Linked DNA regions of Homo sapiens: all the other regions are linked to region 5. Evidence: chromatin contacts called from ENCODE Hi-C or POLR2A ChIA-PET data. All regions are on one chromosome and are shown on one strand. The core of a region is the stretch at or near the end of the contact, and the rest is flanking DNA. Distances in the headings are between cores, read along the strand shown. Region 1 overlaps PLXNC1 (plexin C1). Region 2 overlaps PLXNC1 (plexin C1). Region 3 has its middle 63 kb from the start of NDUFA12. Region 4 overlaps FGD6 (FYVE, RhoGEF and PH domain containing 6). Region 5 overlaps TMCC3 (transmembrane and coiled-coil domain family 3). Region 6 holds the start of NDUFA12 (NADH:ubiquinone oxidoreductase subunit A12).

Region 1 (4,187 bases), core at 1,022-3,521, 360 kb before region 5:
ATTAATTCATTTGTTCTAGGGCTCTGAGGAGTCGTCTACTTAACCTTTTGGGTTGCTGGTCTTACCTATGTTCTCACGCCTCCATTTTCTCACCCACTCACTCAGCCTTCTCCATTTACCCTCCCAAGTCTTTGGCGAGGTACACTCATCCTGCGTATCATCACTGCCATGTCCTGATACCCCAGCTCTGCCATATTGCCCTTCTTTTTTGCGGTATGATGACCACATAGAGGCCCAACCTCTTAAACACATCAATACCAATGATCACATTTCAATCTAGACTTCTAAGCAACGGCTGAAATCTCTCCAGGCCAAAGGAGAGTTTGTATCACCTTACCAGAAGCTTCTCCGGAACAATTGGCCAGAAGCCTAGAGTTCAGAAACCCAGACACATGCAGTAAGCAATTTCCAGTTTCTCTATAATTTAGAAGAGGACACCATGATATGTAATGCGGGGTCTGGAGGTTGGAATGCCTCCATAAAACACCTGCCATATTTTTTGGTCCAAGCCTTAGTGTTATAAATCAAGAAGGCTGTAAATAAGACTTCAGCTTTTTGTGCTGGTGAAGTTTGTTTCCTTTAACTTATCCTCCAAGAGTACCGAGGCACCGAGATCTACCATTTGCCACCTCATCCATTTCTATGGCAGAACACCGCCTGGGGAAAGGAATTCGATTCCCCGAATCAGGATGACTGTGTGGGGCTTCTGCAAAGGTTGCATCACGAGTCCTATTTCTGAGCTATCTGAGATCCCCATTAAGAATTTAAAAGCAATAAAATAACGGAGATTTTTGACTATCAACATGAATGCTGTGTGGGCTTTTACAGTTAATGATTGCCCTTGAGTGCTGAATAATCTGTGGCCTGAAAAAAGAAATGTTCTTATCTTCTAAATTTGGTAATCAAGAACAAGATAGAGTAATGAATGTAAAGGAACACTGTTGCAAGTTGAGTGTTTCCAAAAAAAAAAAAAAAAAAAAGATCCCAGGAACAATGCTACCTTATTTTAGGAGAAGAGAGATAGTTGCAAAGGAGGCAAACTGATTTAACTCAGTGTTGTGTATAATCTTGAAAAACAACTGGGAAAGTCATAAAAATTGAAGTCAGAAGTTGTTTAAAGGAGAGAACCCAGGAAAAAACATGCATAAATTTGTCAGAACCCTTTCAAGAAGACCTAAGTCAAAACTGATTTTATAATAATTAAGAAAAGATAGAACAGGGAAACAGATCGTAAGAAGACAATGCCACTTAAATGCATTCCAGGCTGCAGATAAGTCCTGGTATTAATTAGGCTCTTTATGGATTGATCAGAAGCCGAATCCTCTAGGCCTGGAGGTTGGGGGCTGTGGGGGTAGGATTTGGGTGTTCAGCACCTACAAAAAAGCAACAGGCAAAATCCAGAGGAGATTGTAGGTTCTCAAAGGAGGCCAGGGTTCTTTGCTCTGCCTGTCGGTTTTGGCTTTTAAAGCCTTGCTTTTTATTTTATTGACTCTTCTTTGCTTTGCATAAAGTAGGAGAAGAAATAAGGGTAGGCAGAGGATCTAAGCTGAAGAAAAGGGAAATTTGAATGAAAGGAGGAAGCAGCCTTAAAACTCAGAGAGCCACGGGTCCAGGCGCGGTGGCTCAAGCCTGTAATCCCAGCACTTTGGGAGGCCGAGGCGGGTGGATCACTTGAGGTCAGGAGTTAGGGACCAGCCTGGCCAACATGGTGAAACCCCGTCTGTACTAAAAATACACAATTAGCCAGGCATGGTGGCGTGCACCTGTAATCCCAGCTACTCGGGAGGCTGAGGCAGAGAATTGCTTGAACCCGAGATCAAGACCATCCTGGCTAACACAGTGAAACCCCGTCTCTACTAAAAATACAAAAAAATTAGCCAGGCATGGTGGCGGGCGCCTGTAGTCCCAGCTACTCGGGAGGCTGAGGCAGGAGAATGGTGTGAACCTGGGAGGCGGAGCTTGCAGTGAGCCGAGATAGCGCCACACTGCACTCCAGCCTGGGCGACAGAGCGAGACTCTGTCTCAAAAAAAATAATAAATAAATAAAAAGAATTGCTTGAACCTGGGAGGCGGAGGTTGCAGTGAGCCGAGATCACGCCACTGCACTCCAGCCTGGGCGACAGAGGGAGATTCCGTCTCAAAAAAAAATAAAGAATTGCTTGAACCCGGGAGGCAGAGGTTGCCGTGAGCCGAGATCGCGCCACTGCACTCCTGCCCGGGCGACAGAGCAAGACTCCGTCTCAAAAAAACAAAACAAACAAAAAAACACACAGAGAGAACCAGGGCGGCACTTCCGTATTTACGATTAAGAATCAACCTGTTTCTCCTGTCTATTTACATGAAGTTGGTTCAGCAGAAAAATATTAAGAACCAGAAAATGCAAACCTAGGGTCTGGGGGTTTTTTTGGTTTGTTTTTTTGGGGCTTTTTTGCTTTTTACTAGGGGAGGATATGGCCAAAATAGTTTCAGGTCTTTTGCTTGGGCTTGCAGATTTGAAACTATGAAGCAAAATTCTCTACAGAAGAAATTTACTTCACAAGATATAAAATTAGCTCAAAGTTTCTATTATTATCAAAAAAGAAGAAAAACTTGAATGTTTTGAGTTTAGAGTCTCATTCTGTGGACTTAAAGTATTGCTTAACATACTTTTAAAGTTTAACCATTGATTTTTAATAAGATTGATGATACACTATAAACCCTTTTTATATTCCAGAGCTACCTAGCATTTAGAAACCAGTGGGGTGATAGCATTGTGGTCTAGTTTGCTATAAATTAGGAATAAAACCAGTAATGATAACTGACACAGGGCACTTACTCTGCACCCATTTTATTTTCACACTAAACCTCTGAGGTGGGAACCATTACTGTCCCCATTTCAGAGATGAGGCAAGTCAGACACAGAGAGGTTAGGTAACACATCCCACGTCATGTGACCAGTATGTGATTAAAACCAGGACTGGAACCCAAGTAGTTTGGTCCAGATTCTATGCTTTTAACTACCCCCTGTCTTTCAATATCATTGTGTATTGAAACAGTAGATGCTACTTAGGTAAGACTTGTAAAACTTAACAACGTAATTTAGTCTTTATCTTTAGAAGGTAAATTGCTTGAAGAGGGGTCTGATATTTGCATAATCTTCATCAATGACCCCTTCTTTAACTCTTAAATCACTTCTTCTAAAACGTGGGATGATACCTTCATCTACCAAACCTGGAACTAATGCCATGATAATTATTATTCTTAGAGGCTTTCGGAATTCAGTGGCGTTTCTTGAAAGCTGAATAATTATTTATTATGTATTAGAGAATACGCAGCCACCATAAACCCAGGGGCGCTTCAGATTAGCAAATAGTGTCTCTACTTTATTAAAACGGACTTGGGTATTATAACAAAAATACACTCTTCATTTCCTTTGGATGTTATGAATAATAAAAGTGTCTCCTTCCTCTCAGTCAGGTGGCTTCACCCACATCTTCACTGAAGATATGCATGTAAGTCTCTACGTTTTCATTTTTAGCCCAGTGACTGCCTGATGTTCATAGTGTTATCATCATCACTATCATCTCTATTATTATTACTTTGAATTTTTATTGTGGGTTTTTTTTGGATCATGAATTCAATATTGAATAATTCATTGTCTTGGAAAACCCATTGTGGGTCTACTTTCTAACTTTAAACTTATATATGATTTTGTATTATACTATATATTTTTTTCTTTTTATCAGAACAGAGACGCCAACGACAAGAATGAAAGTCTCACAGCTTTGGATGCCCTAATCTGTAATAAAAGCTTTCTTGTTACTGTCATCCACACCCTTGAAAAGCAGAAGAACTTTTCTGTGAAGGACAGGTATTAGTCCATTCTTTGATGTTTTAAAAGCCTTTAAGAAAAAATCAGGCCGGGCATGGTGGCTCATGGCTGTAATCCCAGCATTTTGGGAGGCCAAGGCAGGCAATCACTTGAGGCCAGGAGTTCAAGACCAGCCTGACCAACACAGCAAAACCTTGTCTCTACAAAAAAAAAAAAAAAGAGAGAGAAATCAAACCTGAGTCCCATATTTTATTTCCAAACCACTATCTGAACTTGGTATCTTGAGAACATGCACTTTTCCAAAGGCTATTTGATTGGGAGTTTATGCAGCCTTCTCTCCATTTTAGATCATACCACCCCAACACAATTTTTTTGT
Region 2 (4,646 bases), core at 482-2,981, 410 kb before region 5:
ATGTATGAGTAATATGCTGTCATGAAGATTTTATAATCTGCAGTATTTGAGAAGTAATAAGATACTGTTGTTGGCTGGCCATCTGGTTATACATACTTGGTGTCATGGTTTGCTTTTTATTTTTTCATTTTTTATTTGTACTGGTGAGAGGCAAAGAATAGGAGTTCAGAGGTGGTGGGTTGTTTTTTTATATATATATAAAAACAAGGAATTTATGTTTAGTTGCTTAACATGGTTAGATTTTGTTTTTGCCTTATGCAGAATAAAAAATGAAAGGTTCATTTTATACTTTCTTTTCCCTTTTTTTTTCAAAAAGTAAAATGGAAACCTCACCCCCAATTTGTCCCCAGATTTAAACTTTTTGCTTGTTTTAAAAATAGTCTCTTTGGCATGAGGAGGAGTCAGACATGAATTAAAACTCTAGAAAGAAAAATCAGCAACAGAAAAGACCTATAGAGATTTCATATTTCATCCTTTCATTCAAAAATATTTATTGAAACCCTAGTATTTGCATATCATGCTGCCAGACACTGAGGGATTTGCTAAAGAAATATTAAAGACCTTCTCCCTTCTTTGAGGAGCTTAGAGCTTACTTGGGGAGAACTGAGATAGACTTATGAAATAGTTAAGTTGTAATTCGAGGCAGCATATGATTAAATACCGAAATATGTACTTCTGACAAGAAATGCTATAGGAGTTCAGAAAAGGGAGTGATAACTCAGTGGCACTACTGTTTTCTGCCTACAAATTGGCAAATTGTAGCACTATTTGTATGAAATATTTTACACTTGTTTTTTTGGCAGCCTTAGGCTTTGACTCCCAGGCAGCATTAAGAGCCAACAAAAATATTTGTACTCCAGTCTCTTCGGAATTGGCTTATTTTTTTTTTTCTTATAGGCAGAGGAAGTGCCTTACACAAACCGGAGTGCCCATGAGAGGCAGGGAGTTTTTGACAGTCATGATCTATTTCAGATACAACCGAAAGAACCAGCTTCGTCATTCTGTTTTTCAATCCAGCAGTGCTTGTCTCTCCGTTGCAAACTCTCTCTGACATTGACAGGCGGTTTAATTTGAACTTAATGTCTTTGACGGATGAGCTAGCCATCAAGGGTCAGATAAATTTATGGCTTTGGAGAATTGCCGATGAAAATCCCCATGGTTATAATGTTGGAGAAGAAACTGACACAGATGTAGTGGGAGGTGGAACACAGATGTGCTTATTGGGAGCAGGGTTCCCCAAATGTCAGAAGCCGGTGACATGCTAAAGGTATTGTGCTTGGGGATGACGTTTAGTGAAACTCACTGACTTCCTGTTCTATTTTTGCCATATTCAAATTAACACAGAGCTCAAAGATGAAGCCATGAGGCCTAAATTCTTAAGAATTGAAAGAGAGAGAGAGTAGAGAAAGGAGAAAAAATAAAACCTTTAGGAAGCCAAATACACTGTTTGGGCCCATCCATTCCTCATTCCGCTCGGATCCCCTCCGGGACTCCCCGTAGCTGAATGTGGTCATCATTTGGTTGCTTTTCAATCTCATGATTCATGTGTTTTCAGTTTCTTTTAAAAATTCACCATCACTGGTTTACCACCCCTGCATTTTAATCTTCAGCCTTGAGGAGGTGTAGTACTAGAAATATTTCGTTCTTTCCTTGATGCTATTCAATGGAATATCTGTGGAGTCCAACACCCTTTGGCGATAACGTGCTGTTGGTATTTGTTCTTCTTGCCAGGTTGGTGCCCCGTCTGGTGAGGCAAGGGTTCCCAAGTTAGTGTGACCTAGAGTGACTGACACATCAAGCAAGCCAGTGATCTCACCACTCAGCTTCTGAGCATCTCTTTATCAAAGTAGTTGGCCCTGGCCACAGCTTAAGACTTATCTGGGTCAGCCTCTGAGCTGGCTGACTTGGGAAAATGGCCCTGGAAAAATGTTTCACCTATATCTTTTGATATAATTTGGTATCTGTCTAAATAAATGGTATGTAGCAGATGGTTATGGAATGTCTTATCAAATTCTTAGGCAGACTCTGCCCTTGAAATTTTTCTATTTAATTATCATACTGCAAAGCACAAAATAGTAACTTTGTTATTATTTTTAAACAAAATCAAGTTACACAATAGGTTGATATTCTGAGAATGAATAGCAAACCTAAAATTTATACAATATGTGAACTCTTCCTTGAGCTGTTCTTTGCTAGGCATTTCTAAAAGGGAGCTCCCTATTTCAGAATCCATGGGAGGATGTGTTTCAGATATATTTGGCGATGTCATCTTGAGAGATGGCTCAGGAGTCGAAGTTCACCATGTTGTCTACATTTGTTCTTTGCTCCTAGACATGATGGAAAAAAATGCTCTGCTGTTTTCTTGTTGCTTTTCATGGTTTTAGCATCATGTTCCTATTCTCGCTCAAATCAATAATCCACTGTACAAGGTCTGGCATTTTGTACTGAAGCCAAGTATAAGAAAGTTTTAACTAATGCACGTATGGGGTCGCTGTTTTAACTAACACACGTATGGGGTCGCTGTTTTGTTGCCTCGTTTTTTTAGGTGCACTTTTCAAGGAGATTGTGTACATTCAGAGAACTTAGAAAACTGGCTGGATATTTCGTCTGGAGCAAAAAAGTGCCCTAAAATTCAGATAATTCGAAGCAGTAAAGAAAAGGTAAGAGGAAAGATTTTAATTTGTCCTCGTTGTATTGTCTCATTTTGCACAGCGGATGCTAAATTTCTTCTGTGTGTAAAATATCCATTAGCAATCAAACATGCTTAGTGATAGCACTCCATTCATTTAGCACTCATTAACGAATATTGAGTGCCCACCAGATGCCATCCACTCTGCAAGGTGCTGGGGATACAGCGGTAACCAAGTCACATCATGGGCCTGCTCTCATGGAGTTTGTCGTCTTGTGGAGCTGAAGATGACCCTCAATGGTTGAACTGGAAGAAAAGTTGGACTTCTAATGTTGTAGAAATACATATTGCTTTTGAAAATAAAGAAAAAAGAGGTTCAGATTCATGGTCAACGAGATACCTTAAAGGTGGCTTAATTGCAGAATTTTGTTTAGTGTAATGGTCCCTTATCCTAATGTGTTGAGGCTTCCCCAGTAACCATCTTATGAACATAGCTTCCAACAGTCTTGGTAGCGATGGAGAGAAGACCAACATGGGCAGTGACCATTGCAAGTGAGGTCCTTTGGAAAGCCAGTGGACCCTTGCTATGGCAGCACCACTCTTGACAACACATCAGTCCTGTCATTGGATGAGAGAAGGGAGCAAGGAGCATATTTAAGCATTTTCAAATGCACACGCCAACCGTGCCCTACGGAAAAAGGGAATTCCTGCCTTGCAGTCTCAGTGGTGCTATAAGGAGGCATTTTCTCCCTAATGACGGCTCTTGTGTTATGAATAATTGTACAGAGTCCTCTGTTATGAATAACTGTACAGCAGCCAGCTGACCTGTCTGTTGAGCTCACTGTGTTCTGTTTGAATGCCATATTAACAAGGAAATGGGCCACTTTCTCTTTTCCCTTACACTTTGCCATTTCAGAGAAATAGCAAGAACTTTACCACTTACGATGATTTAACATTTAATAAAGGAGAGCCAAAGTATTTAATGAGTGATAAATAATAAAATAATCAAGCTTCTAAGTTGTAACTGATCAGAACGAACAGATTTAAAGTTATTTGGCTGTTGTCACTTTCTGTTGTCTTCCTGGAGAAAAAAAATAATAATAATAACTTTCATACAAACTTCTACCAGTCCTGAATCAGAGTGAATAGATTTGGTGGAAAAGATTCTTAGGCATCTAAACATAGGTATATCCAAATTCTAATTTCTCTCATCAGTCTGAAAAATAGCCAAATTTGGCGCTAATAGAGAATAGTAGAAAGTAGAATACCATAATCCTTGAATATACCCAGGACTCTGATAAGTGGTTAAAATTCTGGAAGATTTTTTTTCTTATGTTATTTATAAAAATTTAAGGATAATACTTCAGCTAAATGTAGTGGGAGGAAGTAGCTTGTTCATTAAATTAAAAGTGCTGCTTATACAACTTCCGTACCTAGCTAGGGGCTCACTATTACAAATTAATCACTGTTTATATCTGGTCTGGTACATTTCAAAACTGCTTACCACCCAAACGACCACTGGTGTTTTCTTCCTCGCCCTAAGTCCCACTGTGGTTTACCCTAATCTTCCCAGAGACTTCCCACACAGCCACTGCCTCACTCTCTCCAGCTCACCACCACTCTCAAAGAAGATAAGAAGTTCGTAATTTGACTAAAGCTATCCTTTGAAACCAACTTCGGACTAATTATTTTAATAGTGTTGATAAGCCATCTGATTCTATCTCTTGATCACATTATTTCAAAATATTTCCTACCCTATTGCCACCTTTGGCTTACCTGAAAATCTCAGGTCTTTGTTTAAATAAACCTGACCCTGACCTATGGAGACGGCAGTCTAGGGTTGTGTTCAGTTCCACCTATTAGCTCTATTCAAAGGCTATTTGCTACCTGCCTATCATATGCCTAGTAACATTCTAGTCACTTTGTAGGCAGAGAAAAACCTCCATATAATAAGAACCTCTGTTCACAGAAGCTTTATTTCTTTCCACAAAACAATTAAAAGATAGTACATCCTCAT
Region 3 (4,508 bases), core at 1,821-4,320, 320 kb after region 5:
AGAGCGAGACTCTGTCTTAAAAAAAAAAAATTGGTTAAAATGGGCCAGGTGCAATGGTTCACACCTGTAATCTCAGCACTTTGGGAGGCAGAGATCGGTGGATCACTTGAGCCCAGGAGTTCGAGACCAGCCCAGGCAACATGGCGAAACCCTGTCTCTGCAAAAAAAATACAAAAATTAGCCAGTTGTGCACGCCTGTAGTCCCAGCTACTCAGAAAGCTGAATTGGGAGGATCACTTGAGGCCAGGAAGCAGAGGTTGCAGTGAGCTGAGGTCACACCACTGCACTCCAGCCTGGGTGACAGAGTGACACTCTGTCTCAAAAAAAAAGTTAAAATGATAAATATTGTTATGTATATTCTACCAACATTTTTTTTGAAATAGGAAATATAAAACTGTTTCCACCAGCACATCACTCAGGTCAGAGAGAGCCACCAAGCAGCAGGCCTGCTAGGGGCACATGGATCTGAGAGAACAGCTGTCCTCAGGATAAGGGTGCTGGTGTCTGCAGAGCCCAAGGGGGCTGAATGATGGCAGTGAGTCTCTGGCAATACAGATGATACTGATTCTTCATAGAGTTAAACTCTGAGCCACGGTAGGCAGAGCCCAGCTCATGCTGGTCATTATGATAAAGTCCTGGGCGCAAGGAAGTGGGCACTCCACTGCAGAAAGAGTGGTGAACCTCAGACACCATGGAAAACAGAAGATTCACAAGACAGAATCCTGCTGCAAACATTTCCATAGGATGGGGACAGAAACATGTCTTTCAACTACCTGTGGTATCCACCAATCCTCTGATAAGAAAGGACTGAAGGCTCATGCCAGGGCCTACTGCACGCGACACAATGTTGTCCAAACAACAAGTGCCTGGGACTACTTACTGAACACTGCCCATAGCTCCAAGAAAAGTGTTACACATTTTTATCATTAATACTTTGGCATGAATTAGCTTGCTAAGCAGATAAGCAAGTTAATGACTTTCCAAGGCCCGAAGAAAGAAGATCCAGGTGAATAAGTTTTTGTTTTTTGTTTTTTGTTTTTGAGACGGAGTCTCACTCTGTCACCCAGGCTGGAGTGCAGTGGCGTGATCTCTGCTCACTGCAACCTCCGCCTCCCGAGTTCAAGCAATTCTCCGGCCGCAGCCTCTTGAGTAGCTGCGATTACAGGCACCCGCCACCAGGCCGGGCTAATTTTTGTATTTTTAGTAGAGATAAGGTTTCACCGCGTTGGCCAGGCTGGTCTCAAACTCCCAGCCTCAGGTGATTCGCCCGCCTCGTCCTCCCAAAGTGCTGGGATTACAGGCGTGAGCCTCCGTGCCTGGCCCCAGGTGAATAAGTTTTGTAGGAGACAGAGATAGTATTTAGGAAGAAGCAAGGGATAGAGCCTAAGTGGATAGCCAGAGTGAAGCCCAAGAGGGCTGGAGGCCGCAGGAGGGGAGGCTCTGAAATATCCAAAGGAAGCTCAGAGGGCACAAAAGAGAAGGTCTGGCTTCTTTCCAAACGTTAGTGTCCATGAAATGGAGCCATCTAACCTCCAGAGAGTAGCGAGAGCCTCTCATCAAATGCCCTTCCCTAGCTAAAGCAGGGGCCCTGGAGCCACAGTTACACTCAGGCAAGCTCATTCTCATTTTTAGGCCTTATTGATGTGTATAGGTAGCAATGATATGACAATGAGAGGAAAGACATTGGGACTTTGGAGCCAGTCTTCAGGATGAATCCTGCTTCTTCCACTTACTGGCTTAGGAATTACTTAAATTCCCTGAGAATCAGCTTATTCATTCATAGAATGGGTTAATATCAACTTAAGGTAACACCATATACCATGGTAATTCCTATTAGGTAAGTAGGTGCTATGGATTGGATATTTGTGACACCCACCCCACCCCACCCAGAATTCATATGTTGAAATTTAAACCCCAATGTGATGGTATTAGGAGGTAGGGCCCTTTGGGAGGTGATTAAGTCATGAGAGCAGAGCCCTCATGAATGGGGTTGGTGCCTTATAAAAGAGGCCCCAGAAAGCTCTAGCCCCCATTCTGCCGTCTAAGGATACAAGAAGTTGGCAGTCTGCAACTCATAAGAGAGCCTGCCATCAGGCCAGGGATGGTGGCTCATGCCTGTAATCCCAAAACTTCGGGAGGCCAAGGCAAGTGGATCAGTTGAGGTCAGGAGTTCGAGACCGGCCTGGCCAACATGCTGAAACCCGTCTCTACTAAAGATACAAAATTAGCTGGTGGCGCATGCCTATAGTCCCAGCTACGTGGGAGTCTGAGGCAGGAGAATCGCTTGAACCTGGGAGGCAGAGGTTGCAGCGAGCCGAGATTGCGGCACTGTACGCCAGCCTGTGCGACAGAGTGAAACTCCATCTCAAAAAACACACACAAAAAAAGAAGAAAGCCTGCATCAGAAGCCAACCATGCTGGCACCCTGATCTTGGACTTCCAGTCTCCAGAACTTTGAGAAATAAATTTCTGCTGTTTATAAGCCACCCAGCCTGTGATACCCTGTTAGGGCAGCCCACTGCCTACAACAGCAGGTAATACTTAATGCCGTGTCCAGCACACAGTTACATGTTCCATAGATGTTCATGTCCTTCTTCCATCCCTAATTCCAGTCCTGTGCTCTGCCTACCCTGGAGTGAGCATGTTGCTGTTTCATTTATTCTGCTCCCTGAATTTGAGATGTCAGAGGTCAGTGCCTTCTTTTTAGCCAGCACTGTAAGAATTTGTAGCCTTTATTTTCACACTGCCCCTCCTCTGAGGCTCTCTAAGGGCTTAGCAGCCTCCAAGGGGGAAATGTAAACAATTTCTATTTTACCAAGAGGGAAGCTGGAACACAATGCAAGATCAGCTGTTTTTCCCAAAAAAAAAAAAAAAAGAAATTTCAAATTTTCTTCCATTCCCATGGTTCATTCCACTGTGTAAACGGCTGTCCTGGAAACCAGCCAAGAGCAGCCAGCAATCGGGGACCATTGCGGGCTCCTGGGGACTGCTGAGCAGGGGCTGGCTGGAGGAAGATTTTCAGTCATCGCATCTTCTGCAACCCTCTCAGACTGCCCCTCCCAAATGATGACACGTTCAGCTCAAGAGTCATTTCATTCTGAAACAATTGCCAAGCACCAGGCGTGCCCAGCCTGTGGATAGGAATGAATGACGTGCTTCCTCTGATCTATGTCTGTCCCTTTGAGAAAACACTCACTGCTAAGTGATGTTAACCTCTTGTATCACCTCCTATTTTTAGCCTCTTGAGTGAGTGATAAATCAGGTTATAATCTGACAGGATGTTTAAAGACATATTAGAATCAAATTAAATGACAGGGCCTCAGACATCATACACACTTTTAAAGAACAGAGCCAGAACACATTATCCCCGCCCAGTTTCAATGCATACCCATTGAAACCTAGTTTTTGTAAAAGGACTTGGCTTATGTCATAAGGTTGACTCTAAGATTAACTATGTCTCCTCCAATTTTAATCAAGCCCCATGTACCCAGCCAGCTCATTCCAAAAGCTGGAGACCGAGATGATTTCTCTGGAATATTATCATTATGCTGTGAGCTCAGACACTGCTGGTAGAAACCATACTCTCATCCATATCTGTAGGGAGCACCTACTTCATGACAGCCACTGCCTGAGGCACTGTGGGGACAGTGGTGAACACAGAAGACATCATTCTTACCCTTGTGGAGCTAGCTTAGTGAGGAGATAGATGTTAAGCAAACAACCCAATAAATAAATGGCTGGGTCACTGGGTTCCACTGCTGAAATTATGCTATTTGGCGTCTGTTTTAGTCTCTCTCTTCATCCATCCCTTATAGCTGTCTTCTATTTGGCTTCATTTTCCATAAGATTCTACATGACTAAGGTGGCCACTTGCAGCTCCTGACTACTGCGGTGCTAATGAATGATGACCCCAGAGCAATGACTGTCCCCAGAGTACCACCAAAGTTTCAAGGAGGAGGCTGACTGGCCCGATTCAGATCACTTGCCCGTTCCTGGACCCATTGTGGAGAACTGCAGAAGAAATAATCCGGCCAGCCCAGGTCGCATGCACACTCTCAAGGTGGGAAGAGGGAGGGGTGGTGTTGGTGCCCCCGGCACCTTATGGCAGAGCAGGATTCCGATGGCACAGGAGAGAGTGGTTTCCCAAATGAAAGGATGGTAGCTAGTGAATGTTTGTCCACAAGTGTTAGAGAGTTGATGTTTAAAGTTGGTCAAGTCAAAGAAGAAAAGAGGCAGCACTGTAAATTGTGGGTTTTTTTGGTGTTTCTTCCACCTCGTCTTGAGTTGTGCAACATGGTAGAAAGAGAGAGGCCTTCAGAACCAGGCAGATGTGGGCCCACATCCTGCCCCCATCACTTCTTAGTGGCTATGTGGCCTTGTGCAAGTCATCTAACCCTCTCTGAGACAGTTCCTTGCTGGTATCATGGCAATAGAAGCTCCGTATGGGAAGATGAAGTGATAGGATTTTTTTTTTTTTTTTGAGTTTTGCTCTGTCACCCAGGCTGGAG
Region 4 (4,376 bases), core at 420-2,919, 480 kb after region 5:
ATGATATACATGGTCTTAATGTTCTTTGAACTTTCTTTTTTTTTTTTTTTTTTTTGAGATGGAGCCTCACTCTGTTGCCAGGTTGGAGTGCAGTGGTGCGATCTCGGCTCACTGCAACCTCCACTTCCTGGGTTCAAGCAATTCTCCTGCCTCAGTCTCCCGAGTAGCTGGGACTACAGATAAGCGCCACCACACCCGGCTAATTTTTGTATTTTTAGTAGAGACGGGGTTTCCCCACGTTGGCCAGGATGGTCTCGATCTCCTGATTTTGTGATCCACCCGCCTCGGCCTCCCAAAGTGCTGGGATTACAGGCATGAGCCACTTAGCACCGGCCTTGTTCTCTGAACTTTTGTTCAAACTCCTCTATCCCTCAAAAACGAAAAAAGGGCTGAACACAATCCTGCCTGTAGCACTTTGGGAGGCTGAGTGGGGGTGGATCACCTGAGGTCAGGAGTTCAAGACCAGCCTGGCCAATATGGTGAAAGGTCATCTCTATCTTAAAATTAAAAAAGATGGCCAGACGTGGTGACTCACGCCTGTAATCCCAGCACTTTGGGAGGGTGAGGTGGGTGGATCACTTGAGGTCAGGAGTTTAAGACCAGCCTGGGCAACATGGTGAAACCCTGTCTCTACTAAAAATTAAAAACTTAGCTGGGCATGGTGGCGCATGCCTGTAGTCCCAGCTTCTTGGGAGGCTGAGGCACAAGGATCGCTTGAAGCCGGGAGGCGGGGGCTGCAGTCAGCCGAGATCGTGCCACTGCACTCCAGCCTGGGTGACAGAGCGAGACCCTTTCTCAAAAAAAAAAAAAAAAAAAAAAAACACAACAACAATAAAGGAAAAGAAAAGAAAAAGTCACAATGCTAAGTGATTGAGAGTTTACCTGCACTCTCTAAATATTGGTATCTGGTGGATGCTTCAGGTACCCCCAAGAAATTTGCTTGTTCTGACTGCTAGCTGCGAAGCATTTGACAAACCCTAGACACAGGTATTTGTCTTCTCCTGTCATCCTGTATGTCAGGCAGCAGTAGCCATTGCATTTCAGAGGAGTAGCACACCCCAGGATGACTCTTGTGGTCCTCTGATTTTGGGAAGTCAGACATTTGGTTTGAGTCCTTGACATTCATGGACGTAAGCAAAATTATAAAGGTTGTCAGAAACACCTAGGTTCAAATCACAGCTCCACTGCTTACTACTCGTGTAACCTTAGATGTGTTATTGAACCTCTCTGAGCCTCCATTTTTCTAATCTGGAAGATCAAGATAATATCCACCCCACAAAGTTATCATAGAACTTAAAAGAGAAAATAAATATAAAACGAAACATGAGCACTGTGACTGATGCAGAGTAATAAATGATTCTGGCCACTACTCCACCTGCTCCTAAGATCCTAGTTGATTTCAGTGGTATGGACAATTGGAAACAGACTGCCTGGTTTCAAATCCTGGCTCTGCTAGTATAGCTGAGTGGCTTTTCTCAGCATAGAATGGGTATAATAACGACAACTTGCCTTACAGGTTGCTGTGAAGATGAAACGAAGTACTACACATAAAGTCTTTATGATGGTGCCTGGCATACAGTAAGTGTTACAAAAGCGTTTGCTTCTATTTTTATTAGATCAAAGGTTAGGTCTGAGAAGACAGTGTCTCATTATTTAGATTGTGCAGTGGAGCATGCTATGACTATTGGCATCTCTCCCTTCACCAGTCAAACCTTCCCAAATACCCACTTCCGCCACTCAGTCAGTAACTCAGTAATGTATTTTTATGAGTCATAGAGTTTCAGGTTTCCTCAGCACTTGAATTACATTATGGCAACATATTAAGTCACTGCAGGTTCCGGTCTGGGGCAAGGTGGTATCATAAATAATAATGGATTTCTTTTCCCGCCCTCCCTCCATTCTTTCTGAGATGGAGTCTTGCTCTATCACCCAGGCTGGAGTGCAGTGGAGTGATCTCGGTTCACTGCAACCTCCACCACCCAGGTTCAAGTGATTCTCCTGCCTCAGCCTCCCAAGTAGCTGGGATCATAGGCACATGCCACCATGTCTGGCTAATTTTTTTGTATTTTTAGTAGAGATGGGGTTTCACCATGTTGGCCAGGCTGGTCTCAAACTCCTGACCTCAGGTGATCCACCCGCCTTGGCCTCCCAAAGTGCTTGATTACAGGCGTAAGCTACTGCACCCAGCCCATAACAATGGACTTAAAAGCAAAAGACTTCGATTTGCATCCTGGCTGTGTCAAATATGTATCCGTAAGACAGCAACTCCATTTTTCTGTAATTTAGTTTCCTAATTTTTAGAAGGAGATTACACCTACCTCATAGGTTTGTTAGAACCTTTAAGTGACACCTACAAATTTCCTAATAACCTATAAAGCACTAGTTGTTCTTAAAAACAATTTGAAATAGCCACTTAAAAAATGATCAGCAAAGCACTTTCACCATTGTTATTCTATTCAGAAGAACATTTTAATCTCTGTGCTTCTAGCATACTGTTGCCTCTGCTCTCAGCCACTTCCTTGCATGGTAAATCAAGAGTAAAACTGCACGGTATTGGGAAAGAAGAAAAAGAAGAACAAAAAGTCAGTAGCTAACCTAAGTGCAAAAAGTGTTGGCAATATCTTTCCCTGTTATACTCACAAAAATCTATGTTTATGTATTCTTAAAAATAGGCCGGCACAGTGACTCACACCTGTAATCTCAGCACTTTGGGAAGCTAAGGTGGGAAGATTGCATGAGCTCAGGAGTTCAAGATCAGCCTGGGGAACATATGGAGACCCCATCTCTAAAAAAAAAATTTTTTTTTTTGAGACAGAATCTCTCTCTGTCACCTAGGCTGGAGTGCAGTGGTGGGATCTTCGCTCACTGCAACCTCCGCCTCCTGGGTTCAAGCAATTCTCCTGCCTCAGCCTCCTGAGTAGCTGGGACTACAGGTGCCTGCCACCATACTTGGCTAATTTTTGTATTGTTAGTAGAGATGGGGTTTAATCATGTTCATGTTAGCTAGGCTGGTCTCAAACTCCTGACCTCAAGTGATCTGCCCAGCTCAGCCTCCCGAAGTCCTGGTATTACAGGGGTGAGCTACCACACCTGGCATACAAAAAAATATTTTTAAAGTTAGCCGGGTATGGTAGTGCATGCCTGTGGTCCCAGCTACTCAAGAGGCTGAGGTGGGAGAACTGCTTGGGCCATGGAGGTGGAGGCTGCAGTGAGCCGTGATTGTGCCACTGCATTCCAGCCTGGGTGACAGAGTGAGATGCTGTCTCAAAAAAAACCAAAAACCAAAATTTTCCTGACATTCCCTAGCAAGCAGACTCAGAATGAGAAAAAAAAAAAAAAAAAGAAGAAGAAAAAATTTACCTGGCTGAGAGAATGAAGGAACGTTCTACACTTTCAATCTTTAATTCATTCTGATAGGCTTCTTGGGTAGGTTTTCTGACCTGGAAGAAAGCACAACAATTTGAGCCGACTCATCCTACTGAAAACCATATCAATGAGCTGAAGTTGTCCAATGGCCCTGGCTGCTTACATCCACAACCAATCTTCCTATCCAGCTTTCTCTACTGCTGTTCTCCTTCATCTACTCTATGCTTCAGATGAATTGAAAAGCCCACACACCAGCCCACCTTTCCCACCTCCAGGACTTTGCTCACAGTATGCCCTCCACCTGGAATGCCTTTCCCTTACATCTCAGCATGGCCAAATGTGACCTATACTTTAAGGTCCACTGGCTCTTCCTCCTCTTTCTCCTTCTTTCCTAGCTGCTCTCAAAAGCTACAGGCCAGTCCCCACCATGACCATCAAACACTGCAAGTTCTTTATTTTCTGAATTCCCAAAACTGTAATTGTGCCTTTATAGTGATATTTATTACTGTCTACTTTATAGGTATTTACGTGTAGTGTACTGTCTTCCCAACTAGTTGCTAAGTCCCTGGGGGAGGAAAGACAATAAGAATCATGCTTCAACTTATCTTCATATCTTCCACCAAACCCATTACTGTTTTGTTTATAGTAGTTCTCAATAAATATCCTATGAATACATTAATGCATGAGTGAACAAATGACTACATGAATGAATAATCAAATGCATAAACAGGCAGGGCGCAGTGGCTCACGCCTGTAATCTCAGCACTTTGGGATGCGACGGTGGGTGGATCACTTGAGGTCAGGACTTTGAGACCAGCCTGGCCGACATAGTGAAACCCCGTCTCTGTGAAAAATACAAAAATTAGCTGAGCCTGTAGTCCCATCTACTCAAGAGGCTGAGTCAGGAGAATCTCTCAAACTCGGGAGGCAGAGGTTGCAGTGAGCTGAGATCGCACCACTGCACTCTAGCCTGGGTAACAGAGTGAGACTCTGTCACAAAAAAACAAAAC
Region 5 (4,493 bases), core at 834-3,333:
CATGAAAAAACATCATCCTGGGAGGAACTTAAATCGCATATCAATAGGCGACTGGTTAAATAAATAATAGATATGTATATTTTGTGTCAAGACTATTTCTGTAAAGACACATAAGAAACATAACATTGCAGCCAGGCGCAGTAGCTCACGCCTATAGTCCCAACACTTCAGGAGGCCGAGGCAGGTGGATAACCTGAGGTCGGGAGTTCGAGACCAGCTTGACCAACATGGAGAAACCCTGTCTCTACTAAAAATGCAAAATTAGCTGGGCGTGGTGGCGGGTGCATGTAATCACAGCTACTGGGGAGGCTGAGGCAGAAGAATCGCTTGAACCCGGAAGGCGGAGGTTGCGGCGAGCCAAGATAGTGCCATTGCACTCCAGCCTGGGCAACAAAAGCGAGACTGTCTCAAGAAAAAAAAAGAAACATAACATTATTATCATTGCTATCTCTGGGGAAAAGGACAAGAAGCTGGAAAAAGACACTTTAATTTTGCTTTAAGCCCTTTAGTACTGTGGAAATTTTTTTTTTTTAATAATTATTATTTTTTTTTTGAGACAGAGTCTTGCTCTGTCGCCCAGGCTGGAGTGTAATGGCGCGATCTCGGCTCACTGCAACCTTCGCCTCCCAAGTTTAAGCGGTTCTCCTGCCTCAGCCTCCCGAGTAGCTGGGATCACAGGAGCCCACCACCATGCCCAGCTAATTTTTGTATTTTTAGTAGAGACAGGGTTTCACCATGTTGGCCAGGCTAGTCTTGAACTCCTGACCTCAGGTGATCCATCTGCCTCGGCCTCCCAAAGTGCTGGGATTACAGGCATGAGCTACTGTGCAGGGCCTGTGGAATTTTTTTTTTTTCAAATGAATTCACACTTAAGCTACTTAATAGAAAAAAATGTGAACCTTTATCATTTAGAGCTACTAAACACTTCATTAAACAATATCACTTAATCTTTGCTAAACACGAACTAGAAAAACTAGGCACAAATAGAAACTGTATAGACCAGATATACATTAGAATGGGTCTGCTTTAGCAGTTAATGGTTTAATCATTAACCAGGTCAGGGTATTTTTCTCTAAGGCACTTTATGTGTTGCTGACTCTTCTACAATCTAAGTGGCTCAATGTAAACCATTCCCCTTGTGCTAAACATGCGTGTTTATACTTAAAGTCGATTTCACTGAGGAAATTAGGGTAGGGTCAGTTTGTAAGGTTTTGCCCTAAACCTTAAAAAGAACACAAAATCCTTCAGGTCTTAAGCAAGATTGATGCCCAGGCCCTATGAAGGACACATTGAATCTTCTGTATATTTTTTAACAAGCTCCACAGGTAATTTGGATGTGGCTGGCATTGCCTCGTGCACACCTAAAGTAACCATGCTTAGAAAACGCTGTGTTATCCAAAAGAAACACAGCACAGAGAATTCTATGAACAAACTATTGCAGTACTCTAAGATTTTAAAATAAGTAACTTTCTCAAACACTGATATGGGGTTTAGAGTTAACACTGCGGGTAAGCAAACCCACCAGGCTCTCTCAGTTGACACAGCTCTTCTGGCTCCTTCGAGGAAGTGAGGACCAGTATGTGGAAGAGCCTTTGGGGCTGGTGTTTCTCAAGCTACAGCTTCAGGCAATCTCAGGGACAGAACCTGGACTGTGCATCTGACAGCCGCCTTTCTACCTCCCACCTCCACCCCATTCTTATGTCCAAGTAGTTTGAAACTATTGAGCTAGATCAGTATATCCCGAACACCAAATTGTTAAGAGTGGATGGAGCCCCAGTGATCTTTCCCACTCCCCAGACCAGTGAATCAGGAAATCTCTACTGGAGGTTCTGCAGTACCCCAGGTTCTTTATCTAAACAGGAAAGTTAGGAAACACCAATTTAGGTCAAACTCATTTTAAGATAAGGAAATCAAGGCCCAAGAAGTTTAAGTGATTTCACCAAGGACTTATAGCTGATTAATGATAGCTGGGAGCTGTGAAACCTGGTGAGCTAATTCTTCCCTCTTAGACCAATACTGCTTGTTATATTATGTGTAATCATGAGAGCCCCAGTATCTGTGCAGTTTCTGATTCACCAGGAAGAGGCCCCAAGTGATTAATAAAGCCTGAACCCAGGGGCATGTCAGAACGCACCACTGGTTTAAAGGATGACTGACATGGTAAAGTGTCCAACGTCAACCTGCCCTCGGAATTCTTTCACTTTCAGTATCAGTAGGAGAAATATACAATTGTACATTTCATAGAAAAGTAAACCCAGCCCCACACAGTTAACAACCAGGTGAAGCGGGAACACAGGACAATTCAAAGTTTTCGGATCACACCATTTCTTGGTCAAATATTAGTACCTTCAGCAAAAGACCTCTAATTACCACACACTTTTGGTTATGGCAACAGCCTGCTCCTTACTTTTGGGAGAGAGGAGTACTCCACACCCATGGCCTGAAACCAGGATCTCCAAACCCATCAAAGAGAAACATGGATGGGAAACCAAACCCCCCAAGCTTGGAAAGCATCCAGCAAGCTTTAATTCAGGGAGAGTTCAATCGAGATATAATTGCCTCTAATTGGCCCTCCCACACGATCTCACAACATACAGCTATAATCAGTTCCACAAAGAATATGTTATATTTCTTTTCTCCCTTGAAAAGCCAGAATCCTCTCTTGTTAGGTACTTACCATCACTGTTTTGATTTTTGTAAATATACCGAGACATTAAAAAAGGAAGAATGAATGGGTAAAAGCAAAGAAGTAGATGGATTTCTTTTTTAAAATAAGCACTGATCCCTATGACCTTAATGATAACCCAGTGCGATTCAAATCTGTAATGGAGACTGATGTCGACTCAGGAAACCTTTCTAGTCCAGGGCACATGTGATCCAAAAAACACATTCATCTGGTCGGACATTTTCCATACTCTGATTTTTATCTTTCTTGGCATGCTCAACTCTCCTTTAATAAAGTCACAACCCTTTGTTGCCATGGAACCCAATCAGACACGGAGCCTGTTACTATGACTTCCCTGCAGATATAAAAAAAGACCCAGTGACCAAAAGACCAGCTCTTTCTTAAAAAAAAAAAAAAAATTACAAGGCAAAGAGGCTCCAAAAAAACCTCAACACTTCTGTATTTACTGAAGTTTAATCTTTTATGTAGGCTCACCTGAACTCTTCAGCCAAAGCTAGCTCATGTTTCAGCTGGAACTTTCCAAAGAAAATGATTTTACAAATAAATACCTAGGCAAAGAAGGTAAAAAATATTCTTGGGATATCTTACTTTTCTTCTTCTTCTAGGCAAGCTTTCTGAAATTTGAGTAGCTGTTTAGCAAACATGTGTCAATCAGCAGCTGCCAAATTGCAATATTCATTTCCATCAATACTTAATGTTGCCAAGAGCTCATTATTTCTCTGAAAAGAAAAGATATTCTAAACAATACAATCAATCCTGTGTTCTGGACCTGGACTAAATCTGCAGGAAAAAAAAAAAAAATCTGAGACTAAGCAGAGTGGACTGAGCAGAGCTACTTAAGGGAAGAGAATTAACATTTGTTGAGTGCCTACCATGAGCTGGGCACTTTTACGTCATCACGTCAGGACCCTGTAACTGAGGCAATGCCACCTCTGTTTGGCAGATGAGGGACCAAGGCTCAGAAAGCTTAAGTACTTAAGCAGCTTGTTCAAGCTACCAGGCTAGAATGCTGCCTGGCTCCCAAAGCCAGAGCTATTCCTTCATTCAACCAGCACTTATTTCTGCTCTCACAGGTGTTGTACATTTTGTTATGCTTCTTATTCTTCAGGAGCGAATTCACAGCCTGTAAAGCTTGGCTGTAAAGAGAGCACGGTGTCCATCTTTACCGGCACAGGGGCCAGTCTGGCTACACCCACGTACAACTACCACCACGTCTATACAACACCAGCTACCCCTTGGGGGAATCCCGAATAAATGCCCTGGCTACTTGCCTAAGGAAACACGTGTGGGCTAGGCACCCATTACACCCTTCCAGAGGTTGGGCCACGGCCCAGAGCCTTCCAACCCTGGACCTCATGGTGGGGAGGACCAGGAAGCTCTGGGTGGCCTTTTCATGTGCAGTACCATCGGCAAAGTAAAAGTCAAGCCATGCAAACCACAACAGTTTCTCCAACCTGGTTTTGGACAACCAGCTTCAAGAAATGACTAGTAAGAAGGAATGTGGCAAGCCACAAAAGTTATAATTTATATTATTAATTATACCAGCCTCTCAGCTAAAGAAAATTTACCTATTTCATGTACAAAGATTATAACAACTGCTTTCATTAAAAGAAATTTTTAAAATCACCCAAAACTGCAATACGATACCACTTCATACTTACTAGGATGGCTGTAATTAAAAGACAGATAATAATAAGCACTGGTGAGGATGTGGAGAAATCAGAACCCTCATACACTGGTAGTGGGAATATAAACTGGTGCAACCACTTTGGAAAACACTCTGGCAGTTCCTCCAAAGGTTAAACAG
Region 6 (4,498 bases), core at 618-3,117, 380 kb after region 5:
AGGTAGCTGGGATTACAGGCACACGCCACCACATCCAGCTAATTTTTGTATTTTTAGTAGCGACTGGGTTTCACCACGTTGGGCAGGATGCTCTCGATCTCCTGACCTCGTGATCCGCCCGCCTCCGCCTCCCAAAGTGCTGGGATTACAGGCGTGAGCCACCGCGCCCAGCCGAATTAATTGTTAAAAGTGGAAGTGCTGAGACAAAGGATATGTGCAATGTAAATTTTTACAAATGTTACCAAATTATCCCTCCAAAAAGACTGCATTAACCTACATATTTATATGGTTTTGCCCACATTGGGATTTATCAGCTTGAAAAATACTCAAGGCTGGACGCAGTGGCTCACGCCTGTAATCCCAGCACTTTGGGGGGCCAAGGCGGGTGGATCACGAGGTCAGGAGTTCAAGACCAGCCTGGCCAATATGGTGAAACCCCATCTCTACTAAAAAATACAAAAATTAGCCGGCCATGGTGGCGCCCGCCTGTGGTCCCAACTACTCAGGCAGGCTGAGGCAGGAGAATCGCTGGAACCCAGGAGGTGGAGGTTGCAGTGAGCCGAGATCGCGCTACTGCACTCCAGCCTGGCCGACAGAGACTCCATCTCAAAAAAAAAAAAAAAAAAAAAAAAAAAGAACAAAAACACTTCAAAATTTGATAGGTGAAAAATATATAACACTGTTTTTAAAGTTGCATTTCTGTTGTTACAAGTGAGAATGAGCATTTTTCCATACCTTCATTGGCTGTTTACTTTTCTTTTTTCTGTAAATTATCTTTTTTCATTTTCTATTGAGTTTTTCATCCTTTTCCAGGTGTTTTGTAAAAGCTCATTGCATAATATGGAAAATAGACTCAAATCAAATCCCAATCCCAATCCAATTATTCATACTAAAAAATACTGCACTCACCAAAAAATTGCTTGTTGTCTTCATAGTATTTGTTTCCATATTTGTCTTCCCCCACTAATGTACCAACCTTCGCATCATTTGTCCTGTGAATACCCAAAAGAAAACAGACATTTTAGAATGATTCTTAGTTCAAAACATAAACGGAAATAAAGTGAGAGTAACAACTTTCAGACACAAGGGCTGCTGCATCAACTAGCAAAATGAAGAAGTGCTGGGGATGGGAAAAGATGAATTGACAACTGATGTGCTCAAATTACACTAAAAATATAAATGTAGTCTCTTCAGATTACAGGACTACTTGTATCTACTATCCCTCAGCCAGGAGGCACTGGAATTAGCAAAACCTTTAGGAAATCAAAAAGCCAAAGTATTTCATCTTCTTACAATGATACGAAGGTCTCCAGGCTCTTTCATTCCACTCTGGGTCTCCATTTAGGTTTCTGCGAAACTATGCTGCTCGTGGGATCAGTGAATGTCAGGAAGAGAAGGGACCATCATTATTACCTTCAACGCCTTACAGACAAGGAACTGTACGGCAGTGCAGGGAAAAAAACTTTACCAGGGTCACTGAGTTAATGTCTTGTAATCCTCATTACTCTCCAGGGCGTGGGAAAAGAGGGGAGCCCAGATGCCCTTGCCTCCGAGTCACAGCTCTGACTCTACAGATAGCTTCGGTCTTGTATCGGGGATATATGGGACAGAGACCAGCCTGGGGGTGGCAAGGCAGAGATTGGGGCGGTTGTCCTTGACAAGAGCTGTGGATTCTCCAAGGTGACCCGAGCCTGGGACCCCTTCCAAGAAATCAGCCAGCGAAAGTCCAGCCCCAGAGGCCAAGAGCATGGCTCTGGCCGCCTACCTGAAAAAAACCCGTAGATAGCCTCGGAGACCGCCGTGGCCGGTGATCTGCTGCAGCCCGCGTTTCAGGACCTGCACTAACTCCATCTTGCCTCGCTGGCCCCGCCTCCCGGGTGCGCCGAGCAAAACCCACCGGATGGAAGCTGCCACTCAGCCGCAGGAAGCCCACGCCCAGAAGGTTCTCACGCGAACGCCAGACGTGGTGGCTCTGCGCGTGCGCAGAGCTAGGTCTTGCCTACGCGGTCATGTTCTGGCTTCCCAAGTAGGCAGAATTGGTTTCCCCTGGAAGCAAAGGTACCTTAAAATTTAGTTTTCAGAGGTTAAATCTAGAAGGCGGGCATATGCTGGAAAGCTCACCTACACGAGGCTTTCTCACACGGGGATTCCCCCTTTGGGAATTTCAGTTTCCTCATCTAAAAATAATTGGCTCTGGTGGGCGCGGTGGCTCACTGTTGTAATCCCAGCACTTTGGGAGGCCGGGTAGGGAGGATCGTTTGAGCCCAGGAGTTCGAGACCAGCCTCGCCAACACAGCGAGAATTCTGTCTCTACAAAAAAAAAAAAAAAATTAAAAATTAGCTGGATGTGGTGGCGCGTGCCCGTAGTCCCAGCTACTCGGTAGGCTGAGGCTTAGATGGGAGCATCGCTTGAGCCTAAAAAATTTCAATATTACTTCATTTGTTAACCACAATTCTTCTACAAAGAGAAACCTCCCTTCAACTATTTGGCTCCTGAGATACAATTAATGTAGGAAAGGCAGTATGGGTGCTTGATTCTCTTACTTTTTTTTTGTTTTTTAATTTTAGAGACAGGCTCTCTGTCACCCAGGCTGAAATACAGTGGTGTGATCATAGCTCACTGCAGCCTCAAACTCCTGTGCTCAAGCAGTCCTCCCATTTAAGTAAGTGCCACCACCCCTGGCTAATTTTTTTTTTTTTAGAGATGGGCATCTTGTTATGTTGCCCAGGTTGGTTTTGAACTCTGGCCTCAAGTGATCCTCCTGCCTCAGCCTCTCAAAATGCTGGGATTACAGGTGTAAGCCACCACACCCAGCCGATTCTTTCCCTTATGTGTGTTTTCAAAATAACAATTTAGTTCCCTAGCTTTTTTTTTTTTTTTTTGGTAGTGGTGGTTAAAAACACAAAATATAAAATTTACCATTTTAACCATTTTTAAGTGTACAGTAGTGTTAACCACATGCACATTGTTGCGCAACAGATCTCTAGAACTTATTCTTCTTGCAAAACAGAAACTTTATATCCATGGAACAACTTTTTCCTCTTTCTCCATCCCCTGCCAACCACCATTCTACTTCTGTTTCTAAGAGTTTAACTACTTTAGATACTTCATATAAGTAGAATCATGAGGTGTTTGTCTTTTAGGACCTGGCTTATTTCACTTAGCATGATATCCACAAGGCTCATCCATAGTGTAGTATATGACAGGATTTTCTTCTTTTTATAAATGTTGAATAATATTCCACTGTATGTATATGCCACCCAGTTACCTGTCCATAAACATTTCTGCTGATTCCGCCTCTTGGCTATTGTGAATAATGCTGCAGTGAACACGGGTGTGCAGATATCTCTAAGATCCTGTTTTCAGTTCTTTTGGATATATACCCAGAAGTGGATTGCTAGATCATATGGAAATTTTATTTTTTATTTTTATAGGAATCCCCATACTGTTTTCCATGGCAGCATCACCATTTTACATTACTAACAACAATGCACAAAGGTTCCAATTTCTCCACCTCCTCACCAACACTACATATTTTCTGTGTTTGTTTGTATGTTTGTTTGTTTGTTCTGAGACGGAGTCTAACTCTGTTGCCCAGGCTGGCGTGCAGCGGTGCGATCTCGGCTCACTGCAACCTCCCCTTCCCAAGTTCAAGCGATTCTCCTGCCTCAGCTTCCCGAGTAGCTGGGATTACAGGCGCCCACCACCACCCCCGGCTAATTTTTGTATTTTTAGTAGAGACGAGGTTTCACCATGTTGGCCAAGCTGGTCTTGAACTCCTGACCTCAGGTGATCCACCCGCCTTGGCCTCCCAAAGTGCTGGGATTACAGGCGTGAACCACCACGCCCAACCTGTGTTCATTTGTTTTTTACAGTGGGCATCCTAATGGATGATGAGGTGATACCTCATTGTGGTTTTGATTTGCATTTACCTGATTACTGATGTTAACCATGTTTTCATATGCTTGTTGGCCATTTGTATATCTTCTTTGGAGAAATGTTTATTCAAGTCCTTTGCCCATTTTTGAATCGGGTTTTTTGTTGTTGTTGTTGAGTTGTAGGCATTCTTTATGTATCGTGGATATTTTCTCCCGTTCCCTAGGTCATCTTTTCATTCCGTTGATTGTGTCCTTTGCTATGCAGAAGTTTATGTTTGATGTAGCCCCAATTGTCTATTTTTACTTTGTCTGTGCTTTTGGTATCATATCTGAGAAATCACTGCTAAATCCAATGTCATGAAGCTTCCCCCGTTGTCTTCTAGGAGTTTTATAGTTTCAGGTCTTACATTTAGGTCTTTAGTCCATTTTGAGTTAATTTTGGTATATGGTGTAGGGTAAAGGTTGAACGTCATTCTTTTGCTTGCGGATATCCGGTTTTCCCAACACTATTCTCTCCCCACTATGTAGCTTTGGTACCCTTGTCAAAGATCACTTGACCAGATACTTGAGAGTTTAACTCTAGGTTCTCTATTCTGTTCCGTTGGTCTATATGTCTGTT

The links. A loop is a pair of places that touch in the nucleus more often than their neighbours do. ChIA-PET counts read pairs that join two places held with the same protein, here RNA polymerase II (POLR2A). Pooled maps may share reads with other maps.
Region 1: a loop to region 5 is called in a pooled map, with 4 times the contacts of the local background. The contact joins two enhancer-like sites. A Hi-C loop is called at or near these places in 1 of 37 single-sample maps with no recorded cell type and 6 of 50 pooled maps. POLR2A ChIA-PET finds 5 or more read pairs at or near these places in 1 of 52 experiments (B cell).
Region 2: a loop to region 5 is called in a pooled map, with 9 times the contacts of the local background. The contact joins two enhancer-like sites. A Hi-C loop is called at or near these places in 1 of 37 single-sample maps with no recorded cell type and 8 of 50 pooled maps. POLR2A ChIA-PET finds 5 or more read pairs at or near these places in 1 of 52 experiments (activated CD4-positive, alpha-beta T cell).
Region 3: a loop to region 5 is called in a pooled map, with 5 times the contacts of the local background. The contact joins two enhancer-like sites. A Hi-C loop is called at or near these places in 5 of 50 pooled maps. POLR2A ChIA-PET finds 5 or more read pairs at or near these places in 2 of 52 experiments (activated B cell and common myeloid progenitor, CD34-positive).
Region 4: a pooled map shows a loop between it and region 5 (10-fold over the local background). The contact joins two enhancer-like sites. A Hi-C loop is called at or near these places in 1 of 37 single-sample maps with no recorded cell type and 8 of 50 pooled maps. POLR2A ChIA-PET finds 5 or more read pairs at or near these places in 1 of 52 experiments (endothelial cell of umbilical vein).
Region 6: a pooled map shows a loop between it and region 5 (4-fold over the local background). The contact joins the promoter of NDUFA12 here to the enhancer-like site in region 5. A Hi-C loop is called at or near these places in 1 of 37 single-sample maps with no recorded cell type and 5 of 50 pooled maps. POLR2A ChIA-PET finds 5 or more read pairs at or near these places in 1 of 52 experiments (MCF 10A).

Annotation. Positions count from the first base shown.
Region 1 is chr12:94,255,885-94,260,071 of GRCh38, forward strand. PLXNC1 (plexin C1) reads left to right here. Exons shown (of 31, transcript NM_005761.3): 18 at 3,453-3,491; 19 at 3,726-3,850. Among named protein-coding and RNA genes, the nearest start is that of PLXNC1-AS1, 82 kb to the left of the region's middle. Within about 2 kb of position 2,272, at least 2 of the 41 ENCODE cell types and tissues checked have a DNase peak (open chromatin) inside an H3K27ac peak, as active enhancers do; they include B cell, where a contact is called at or near this core.
Region 2 is chr12:94,207,045-94,211,690 of GRCh38, forward strand. PLXNC1 (plexin C1) reads left to right here. Exons shown (of 31, transcript NM_005761.3): 5 at 2,546-2,660. Among named protein-coding and RNA genes, the nearest start is that of PLXNC1-AS1, 33 kb to the left of the region's middle. RefSeq lists enhancers at 685-754, 1,405-1,664. Within about 2 kb of position 1,732, at least 12 of the 41 ENCODE cell types and tissues checked have a DNase peak (open chromatin) inside an H3K27ac peak, as active enhancers do.
Region 3 is chr12:94,938,546-94,943,053 of GRCh38, forward strand. No RefSeq gene overlaps it. Among named protein-coding and RNA genes, the nearest start is that of NDUFA12, 63 kb to the right of the region's middle. RefSeq lists a silencer at 3,010-3,059. Within about 2 kb of position 3,071, at least 4 of the 41 ENCODE cell types and tissues checked have a DNase peak (open chromatin) inside an H3K27ac peak, as active enhancers do.
Region 4 is chr12:95,101,647-95,106,022 of GRCh38, forward strand. It overlaps FGD6 (FYVE, RhoGEF and PH domain containing 6), which reads right to left. Exons shown (of 21, transcript NM_018351.4): 14 at 3,361-3,440. Among named protein-coding and RNA genes, the nearest start is that of NR2C1, 30 kb to the left of the region's middle. Within about 2 kb of position 1,670, at least 4 of the 41 ENCODE cell types and tissues checked have a DNase peak (open chromatin) inside an H3K27ac peak, as active enhancers do; they include endothelial cell of umbilical vein, where a contact is called at or near this core.
Region 5 is chr12:94,619,753-94,624,245 of GRCh38, forward strand. The region is part of intron 1 of TMCC3 (transmembrane and coiled-coil domain family 3); the gene reads right to left. Among named protein-coding and RNA genes, the nearest start is that of TMCC3, 29 kb to the right of the region's middle. RefSeq lists enhancers at 1,511-1,630, 1,971-2,290. Within about 2 kb of position 2,084, at least 13 of the 41 ENCODE cell types and tissues checked have a DNase peak (open chromatin) inside an H3K27ac peak, as active enhancers do; they include B cell and endothelial cell of umbilical vein, where a contact is called at or near this core.
Region 6 is chr12:95,001,830-95,006,327 of GRCh38, forward strand. NDUFA12 (NADH:ubiquinone oxidoreductase subunit A12) reads right to left here and starts at 1,868. Exons shown (of 4, transcript NM_018838.5): 1 at 1,766-1,868; 2 at 910-992. The coding sequence starts at 1,851. RefSeq lists enhancers at 1,499-2,126, 1,591-1,990.